3 separate regions of the Homo sapiens genome follow, and all the other regions are linked to region 3. A link is a contact called in ENCODE Hi-C data. All regions are on one chromosome and are shown on one strand. Each heading gives the region's core, a stretch centred on a gene start or an enhancer-like site at or near the end of the contact. The rest is flanking DNA. Distances are from core to core; before and after follow the strand shown. Region 1 holds the start of LRRC57 (leucine rich repeat containing 57). Region 2 holds the start of CCNDBP1 (cyclin D1 binding protein 1). Region 3 holds the start of NDUFAF1 (NADH:ubiquinone oxidoreductase complex assembly factor 1).

What was found. A loop is a pair of places that touch in the nucleus more often than their neighbours do. Pooled maps may share reads with other maps.
Region 1: a loop to region 3 is called in a pooled map, with 4 times the contacts of the local background. The contact joins the promoter of LRRC57 here to the promoter of NDUFAF1 in region 3. A Hi-C loop is called at or near these places in 5 of 50 pooled maps.
Region 2: a pooled map shows a loop between it and region 3 (9-fold over the local background). The contact joins the promoter of CCNDBP1 here to the promoter of NDUFAF1 in region 3. A Hi-C loop is called at or near these places in 4 of 50 pooled maps.

What each region holds. Positions count from the first base shown.
Region 1 is chr15:42,547,512-42,550,211 of GRCh38, reverse strand. It overlaps LRRC57 (leucine rich repeat containing 57), which reads left to right and starts at 1,419. Exons shown (of 6, transcript NM_153260.3): 1 at 1,419-1,519; 2 at 1,756-1,861; 3 at 1,968-2,106; 4 at 2,683-2,700. The coding sequence starts at 1,778. HAUS2 (HAUS augmin like complex subunit 2) reads right to left here and starts at 1,374. Exons shown (of 6, transcript NM_018097.3): 1 at 1,247-1,374. The coding sequence starts at 1,339. RefSeq lists an enhancer at 1,114-1,583.
Region 2 is chr15:43,184,130-43,186,829 of GRCh38, reverse strand. CCNDBP1 (cyclin D1 binding protein 1) reads right to left here and starts at 1,427. Exons shown (of 11, transcript NM_012142.5): 1 at 1,223-1,427; 2 at 951-1,010; 3 at 597-676. The coding sequence starts at 1,331. It overlaps TMEM62 (transmembrane protein 62), which reads right to left. Exons shown (of 14, transcript NM_024956.4): 14 at 1,686-2,570. The coding sequence ends at 2,244. LOC124903478 (a long non-coding RNA gene) reads left to right here and starts at 943. Exons shown (of 2, transcript XR_007064604.1): 1 at 943-1,061. RefSeq lists an enhancer at 822-921 and silencers at 1,092-1,181, 1,402-1,701.
Region 3 is chr15:41,401,180-41,403,879 of GRCh38, reverse strand. It overlaps NDUFAF1 (NADH:ubiquinone oxidoreductase complex assembly factor 1), which reads left to right and starts at 1,384. Exons shown (of 5, transcript NM_016013.4): 1 at 1,384-1,736.

The DNA of each region.
Region 1 (2,700 bases), core at 170-2,669, 1.1 Mb before region 3:
CTCTTAAGCTCAAGCCATCTTCCCATCTGAGCCTCCAGGACCCATGTGGTCCGCGGAGTAGTTGGGACTACAGGTGTACGCCACCATGCCGGCTAATATGTGCTGATTTTTACAGATCAGTTTAACTTTTCTGTTTTCTTTTTAGTGAAATTTCTCAACTTCCTCTATATATCAAAATTTATTTCCCCATTTTTCTCAATGCCCTTGATCCCACTTGCCCCATGCCCTCCTGTCACTGCATTCCATTATTTCCTCACATGTTCAATTTCTCCCTCTGTTGGCTCCTTCCTCCGACATGCTCCTCTTGCCCAACCTAAAACTGCCACTCCGTGACTCCTTGGGTTAATGTCTCTTTTCTCTCCTTCTCAAAATTAATCTCTTCCTCCATTCACGTTCCAAGGTCTTATCTTTTTAGCCAATACTTTTTTTTTTTTTTTTTTTTTTTTGCCTTTAAAGATGCCAAGGCCGGGCGCGGTGGCTCACGCCTGTAATCCCAGCACTTTGGGAGGCCGAGGCGGGTGGATCACGAGGTCAGGAGATCGGGACCATCCTGGCTTACAAGGTGAAACCCCGTCTCTACTAAACATACAAAAAAAAATTAGCTGGGTGTGGTGGTGGGCGCCTGTAGTCCCAGCTACTCCAGAGGCTGAGGCAGGAGAATCGCTTGAACCAGGAAGGCGGAGGTTGCAGTGAGCCGAGACCACGCCACTGCACTCCAGCCTGGGCGTTAGAGCGAGACTCTGTCTCATATAAATAAATAAATAAATAATAAAATAAAATAAAAATGTCAAAAAAGAGCTTCTGGCGCTCTTCTCTACCCAGCACCTCCCGCCCCAAATACGATTCAACACTTCCCACAAACGAGGGTTGTTGGAAATGCTTGTTCCGCAAGGGGACAGAACGACCCGTATTTCCCATCCCCGCCCTTACACTACAGTCTAGAGGCAGTATCACTGGATGAAAAAAAGGCTGGTAACAGTCTAATCTCCCACAAACTGGACTGGGACAAATTTACCCTACAGACACTCAAAACACAGTCTACCCTAAACACCATCTACTCAGATCCCCGCTTTCCAAGCATCCACGGCAGAACGTTCGCGGCTGTTGCCTGGAAGGGGCTCTTATTACTCTAGTACAGACCCCAACCAGGACCCTCACCACTCCCACAGCCAGCAGCACCAACTCACAGCCATATTGTTGCCACCTTGGGCACCCCCTTGATGACACCACCGCCACCCCCACGTACCTGATTGACCATCCCCGAAGCTATGAAGTGGCCTAGCACTAGCCCAGCGCCGTTAGGCGCGGACGCCGGGTCCCACGGGTTGGCAGCGGCCATGGCTCGGACGCACCTTCCGCGAAGGCGCCAAGAGTGAGCGGGATCGCAGGGCGAACGCACGGCGCGGCTCGATGACGTCACAGGGCGTTCCCGCCCGGGACTAAGCCGGGGAGCGCATCCCGGCTACTGCGGGTCCTGGGTCTTCACCTGCGGAGCCTTACGGCAGCTGAGCGGTGGGAGGCGAGTCCGGGGCTCCCTGATCTTCCGTAGGCTCCCAGAGGCGCCTGGCCTCCGCAGAGCTGCAAAGGCGGCAGGGCTTGGTGGTCGGGCTGTGTGTTCTTCCGTTTCTTCCTTGTCGCTCTTGGGTCGGGCCCCAGGAGCCAGGGATCGGCGGGAGTTGAGAGCTGGGGCAGGAGCCCCAGCCGGGAGGCCGACCGGGTGGACTGGGCGGTGACAGCAGCGCTTCCTTCCCGCAGGGACCTGAGCCGCGGCGCTAGGATGGGAAACAGTGCGCTCCGCGCTCATGTGGAAACGGCGCAGAAAACTGGTGTCTTTCAGCTTAAGGACCGAGGGCTGACCGAGGTGAGACTGGGAGGGACACGACCAGGGAACTTAAAGGGAGAGGGACGGCGGGGGCGGCGAACTTAGTCGGTGCGGGATTCCCCACGCTGTGAACTCCTTTCTCCAGTTCCCCGCAGACTTGCAGAAGCTGACGAGCAATCTCAGGACCATCGACTTGTCCAACAACAAGATCGAAAGCCTACCGCCTTTGCTGATAGGAAAGTTCACTCTGCTGAAGAGCCTCTCCCTGAACAACAACAAACTGAGTATGGCTCTCGCCAGGGAGGCTTTTGCTAGTGATCAGCTGTTACCAGGGGTGGTTTTCTCTTACAAGCTGATTTTTGTTTTTGTTATGAAACCGTGCAGGAGGGCTCAAGTTGCGAATGCCGGAATCCTTGAAGCCTTCTTTCTACTTCTTGTAATTACATCTAAAATAAGCCTTATAATGATTGGGTGTTATAATGATTGTTACTGGGTTAATTTGGACTTGAAAGAGAAGAACATTTTGGGGATGTAATGTAAACAAAGCTACCTAACTTGGAATGGGGGATGGATGAGAAGGGGAGGATCTTCCAAATATCACAAAATTGCTGTCGGATTGTGCCTTGGGCCCCTTTACAAAAGGAGCCCATTATACACACAAATGCTCTCCGGCATTTTGATGGCACCCTCACCTTCTAAAGACTATGTTGGTAAAATGCAATATCTAAAAATGGCACATGTGGGAGTTTTACATATATTAACAAGAGGCGAAGCAGGCTGCCATATAGTCTTTATAAACTTCATCAAAGTTGTTTTCAGCTCTATCACATTCAGGTTTTAAAAAAATTTTTCTTTGCCAGCTGTTCTGCCTGATGAGA
Region 2 (2,700 bases), core at 178-2,677, 1.8 Mb before region 3:
ATGTATATGAATGTATATATGCACAGAATATACGTGGAATAATGCAAAAGGAACTGGGGGAGACAAAAATGAGAAAGTGGGTGGAAAGGTAAACTTAACACACTTTGATATCTGTTGAATTTTGTACTATCTACATATGTTACTGATTAAATATAAAAAATAATATAAAAAGGGTATTATGCAGTATAACAGAATAGGTAGCTTAGACATCAGATAGACCTTGATTTAAATTCTAGCCCCCCTGCTTTTTTTTAAATCTTAAGCTGAGCTTCTGAGCCTCCTTGCTCATCTGTCAGATGGCCATCAAGTATGTGAAAACACCCAGCAAATAAAAAGTGCTTAAAAAATTATCAGAAGGGAAACAACCAGGATAAACTTCAGACTGAACCAATATTTATAAGACCTGCCTACTCCGCGCCAGGAACTGCACTTGGCAATTCGGTCTTCACAACAATCCTGTGAAGTAAAAACGGTAACCTCACTGGACAGATGAAGAAAAGAAATCTCCTGGCGTGCGTGCAAAAGGTGGAAAGAAAATTAGAGGATTCCTAAGGTGTAACTCGGCAGCCCAAGGATTCCACGAAAGTGAAGCCCACCTGTGGAGACGGCAGTGGAAGCTGAGAGAAGACTATGGTCAGAGTCGTGGCTTCCCTTGACACAGTCACAGCTGCCTCATCTGGGGGGTGGCCGAAGAGGAGGCAGGTGCCAATACGTTAGTGCTGCACGGACTTGGAAGACTTCCCTTACCGACCGAGACTTCTCAAAAACACTTCCCGAATGTCGAGGTTAGAATTCTATTTCACCCTCTCAGGTGCTGAGGTGGGTAAGGTACCTCACAGAAAGGATGCAGCGGGGGAGAGCAGTCCCCTCCGTGGGGGACAGCGGGAGGAAAAGGGGTCGGGACGCTGGAGGAACTGAGGCAAGGGGAGCCCGGAAGGAGGCGCACTCACTGAGTCTTCTCCAGAACATCTCTCGATTAAACTCCTCGGTGGTCTCCTGGGCTTCGCCGACTTGTGGGTGTGGCGTGTGGGGGCCGAACGGTGGCGAATGGAAAAGCTGAGGTAAGCGGAGCCACCTCCCTCGCCCAAGCCCGGCTCCCCGCCGCCGCCCCAGCCCGCCCTCTCCGCGACCCCGAGCCCGGCCTCTCCCCGACCCCGAGCCCGGCCTCTCCCCGACCCCGAGCCCGCCCCTGCCGTCGCCCGTTCTAACTCCGTCAGCTCACCCCGCACTCGAGGCAGGAGCAACCGCAGCTCCTCCGCCAAGTGCCGGAGCTGCTCCAAAGGCGAAGCCAGGGTGGGGACTGCGGCTGCAGGTGCAGTTGCGCTCGCCATCTCAGTCGCTTGCCGAAGGCCGCAAACACAGGCCTCCGCTGCCACTGCCGGAGCCGCACTGCGACAGCCGCTCCACTTCCGGGCCACAGCGTCAAGGGCTCGTTTCCGTCAACAAGCCGTCCAGCCCCGTCCCAGAGGCCCTGCCCTGCCTCCTCCCGCCACGAGGCCCGGCCCCGCCCGAGGTCCAGCACCACCCATCCCGTTATCAGAGACCAGGCCTGGCCCCGCCTCCTCCCGCCCCGCCCTGTCCCCTGAGGTACAGCACCAACCATCCCACTCTCAGAGGCCAGGACAGGCCACGCCTTCTCTTGCCCCTTAGGCCAGGCTACACAAGCAAGCCTCAGGCTCACCGTCTTTCTTATTCATCATTCATTCATTTATTTGATTAGTTGAAAACACTTCCGACTAAGGAAGCAGAGAGCCCACAATCCTGTGGGAAAACAGGCCTGGGAACTAATATCTCAGGGGTAGTGAGGGTCGGGCCCAGATCCTCAAAGGTTCCCTGCCCCTGAAATTGCACCTTTGACAGCTGCTGAATTCCAAGCACAGCGGTAAGTGCTTTACATGGGGTAACCCTAAAAAACACACTGGGCCTCAGACACTCCCGTACACACACCCAACCTCTACCCTGTGGATGTCCTAGATAAGGGTTTTCTCTTCACAAAGGTAAATCAACTCTTTGCCTCCTTAGGGAGGGAAGGAATAAAGGCATTATTTTTGAGACTTTTCTGCAGTCCATTCTGCAGGTATCAGTAGTGGGTAATCCCTCCAACGTCCAGGACTCCAAACGAGCAGCTGCTCCCTAAAGCTCACCCACCAATCCTGGCCCTCCACCTGCTACTGGGGTAGAGGCCTGGGCTACAGACACAGAGGCTGGGCTTCTGCCCAGCTGCCAGTGGTGAGACATGGCCTTCAGGAGCTCAGGTGGCTTTTTAACTGCACCATGAAGATTCCAAACTTGGTGGAGTTCAGTGTCCACACATAACGAATGAGAACAGGTGTCAGCAGTGTCAACCAGGTCCGCAAAGGGGAGAATAAAAAAGCTAGGGTGCCGTATGTTGCATAAAGAAAGTAGCAGGAATAAACCTGCCAGATGTACAGCAGTAGCATAAGTAGGTGAACAGGCATAATTTTCAAGTATTTTCTTTGATGGAGATGAGACCTGAAGTTGTGACCAAAGCACCGCTGCAGCAAGCTCCAACACATGTAAGCCATCAAGGGGATGTTAAAAAACGCCAGCTGGAAAAGAACAGAACCATAGCTTACTCCCAAGTCCTTGGAAGAGTTTGGTCTTAATAATGCATTATTAGTGGATCCTAAGACTATGCTGCTATCTGTCTTGGCGTTAGCTAATTTACTTCAAGCACAG
Region 3 (2,700 bases), core at 135-2,634:
TGAGGAAGAGGAGGCGGCGCGGAAACTAGTGAAGGAGAAAACATGGAAAGGGCTAGTGTATTTAGTGAGCTCCTTCGGAACCTTAGAGAACAAAGGTGTTACGGAACTATATGCTCTCAAATTCACACTAAGCACTAAATTCCCGCCGCTATGGTACATTCTGGGGAAAGGAAAAACAGCGCAGTCTGGACCCAAGAAAGCTCACAGCGTGGCAAAGGAAGTGAGAAGTGAGTGAAAGATACAATGTTGATTCTGTCTTCCCTGGCAGTAAGAAAAAAAAACAAAAACAAACAATGTTTAAGTGCTTTGGCCGGGCATGGTGGCTCACGCCTGTAATACCAGCACTTTGGGAGGCCGAGGTGGGTGGATCATGAGGTCAGGATTTCGAGACCAGCCTGGCCAACATGGCGAAACCCCATCTCTACTAAAAATACAAAAATTATCCGGGTGTGGTGGCACACACCTGTAATCCCAGCTACTTGGGAGGCTGAGGCAGGAGAATTGCTCCAACCCAGGAGTCGGAGGTTGCAGATCGCGCCACTGCACTACAGCCTGGGCAACAGAGTGAGACTCCGTCTCAAAAAAAAAAAGTGCTTTAAGAGAGGTGTGCACAAGGTACAAACAGATGCCCTGAGCAACTGGCGACCGTGTGGGGCGAGACTCGGGAAGGGCTGGTAGGAGGGGCTGCTGTCCAGGTGCGTGGTGGTCCTCAAGAATTCATGGGGGCAATTCCAGCAGAATCGGCCTTTTGAGGCCTCAGGCAGTTCTTGTGGGGACCGAGGCGACAGATAAGGAAGGAAGGGATACAGGCGCGTTAGCAATAACTGGGTTCTATTTGAAAGACGCAGGGGGCCGGGCTTGGTGGCTCGCGCCTGTAATCTCAGCACTTTGGGAGGCCGAGGCGGGTGGATCACGAGGTCAGGAGATCGAGATCATCCCGGCTAACATGGTGAAACCCCGTCTCTACTAAAAATACAAAAATTAGTCGGGCATGATGGCGCGCACCTGTAATCCCAGCTACTCGGGAGGCTGAGGCAGGAGAATCGCTTGAATCTGGGAGGCAGAGGTTGTAGTGAGCCGAGATCGCGCCACTGCACTCCAGCCTGGGCGACAGAGCGAGAATCCGTCTCAAAAAAAAAAAAAAAAAAAAAGACGCAGGGATGGAGTTTGCCGCCTGAAAGGATACAGGAAGGAGAGGCGAAAAACTTATCTGAATTCTCACTGCTTCCTTACAACTGGCGACCAAGTGGACCAAAAACCTCCAAAAACCTCAGTTGGCTGGGCTACGGGGTCCTTGCTGTCCTTCCTGGGCTTCTGTACTCGGCCGGAACTTTGGTGTTCTGACGCCTTGTTTGGCATCGGAAGGGAAAAGCAGATGGACCTATACGGGTAAAGTGGCTTCTGGGCGGAAGGTACACTATAGGCTCGGGGAGGTAAGCGGCGGCAGGCCGGCGGTTGGTGTGTCCCGGGTGTGGGGAGGCGACAGAGCCCTGGCACTTGAGGGTTGAGGGGGCCTCCCCAGCGCGGCGAACCGTCTAGCCTCCGGAGGCCAGGCCGTGAGTGCGGGAGGTATACGCCAAGGCGGAAGAATTTTGCCACTCACTACCTGTGTGACCTCGGGTAAATTAGCCTTGGAACGTCAGTTTCTTCGTCTCTATAATTGAAATAATAATAGTACCTCTCTCAGGATTGTTGTGAGCCGTCAGTGAAACACTTAGAGCAGTTTCTGGCACATGGTAAGGCATGGATAGCTTTACTAATTCTACTCACTTCTAGCTGCGTGGATTGTGTTGTCAAAACCCACCGTCAACCTCAGGGCGGTATTGTCCAGTTAATAGTTTAGATTTTCTGTTTACTGGTAGAAAAAAAAAAATGAAACAAAGCATTTATAATTAAAGTTATATTATTAGAGAAGTAACACTACGGAGGGTTTGGAAAACATTTTATGAGCTATCATTTGTTTCTCAAATTTCGGTATGTGTAGAGGTAAAATCATTTAAGTGCAACCGGCGCGGGGGAATTTAAATATTATCCATAATTCCGGGACCTCAGATCAACTGTTAATTTTTCCTGGTTCCCTTAACGTTTATAATACATGTGAAAACATACTGTTTACATGGTTTTGATTTATCAACAAACCTTATTGATAATGTCGGCTGGGCGCGGTGGCTCACGCCTGTAATCCCAGCACTTTGGGAGGCCGAGGCGGGCGGATCACTTGAGGTCAGGAGTTCGAGACCAGCCTGGCCAACATGGTGAAACCCTGTCTCTACTAAAAATACAAAAATTAGCTGGGCGTGGTGGCGCACGCCTGTAATCCCAGTGACTGAGGCAAGAGAATTGCTTGAAACCAGGAGGTGGAGGTTACAATGAGCCGAGATCGCACAACTGCACTCCAACTTGGGGGACAGAGCTGGACTCTGTCTTAAAAAAAAAAAAAAAAAAGTTGGGCATGGTGGCGGGCACCTGTAATTTCAGCCACTCGGGAGGCAGAGGCAGGAGAAGCACTTGAACCCGGGAGGCGGAGGTTGCAGTGAGCCAGGGTCGTGCCATTGCACTCCAGCCTGGGTGACAGAGCGAGACTCCATCTCAAAAAAAAAAAAAAAAAAAAAGGTTGGGCGCCGTGGCTGACGCCTGTAATCCCAGTACTTTAGGAGGCCCATGTAGGCGGATCACCTGAGGTCAGGAGTTCGAGACCAC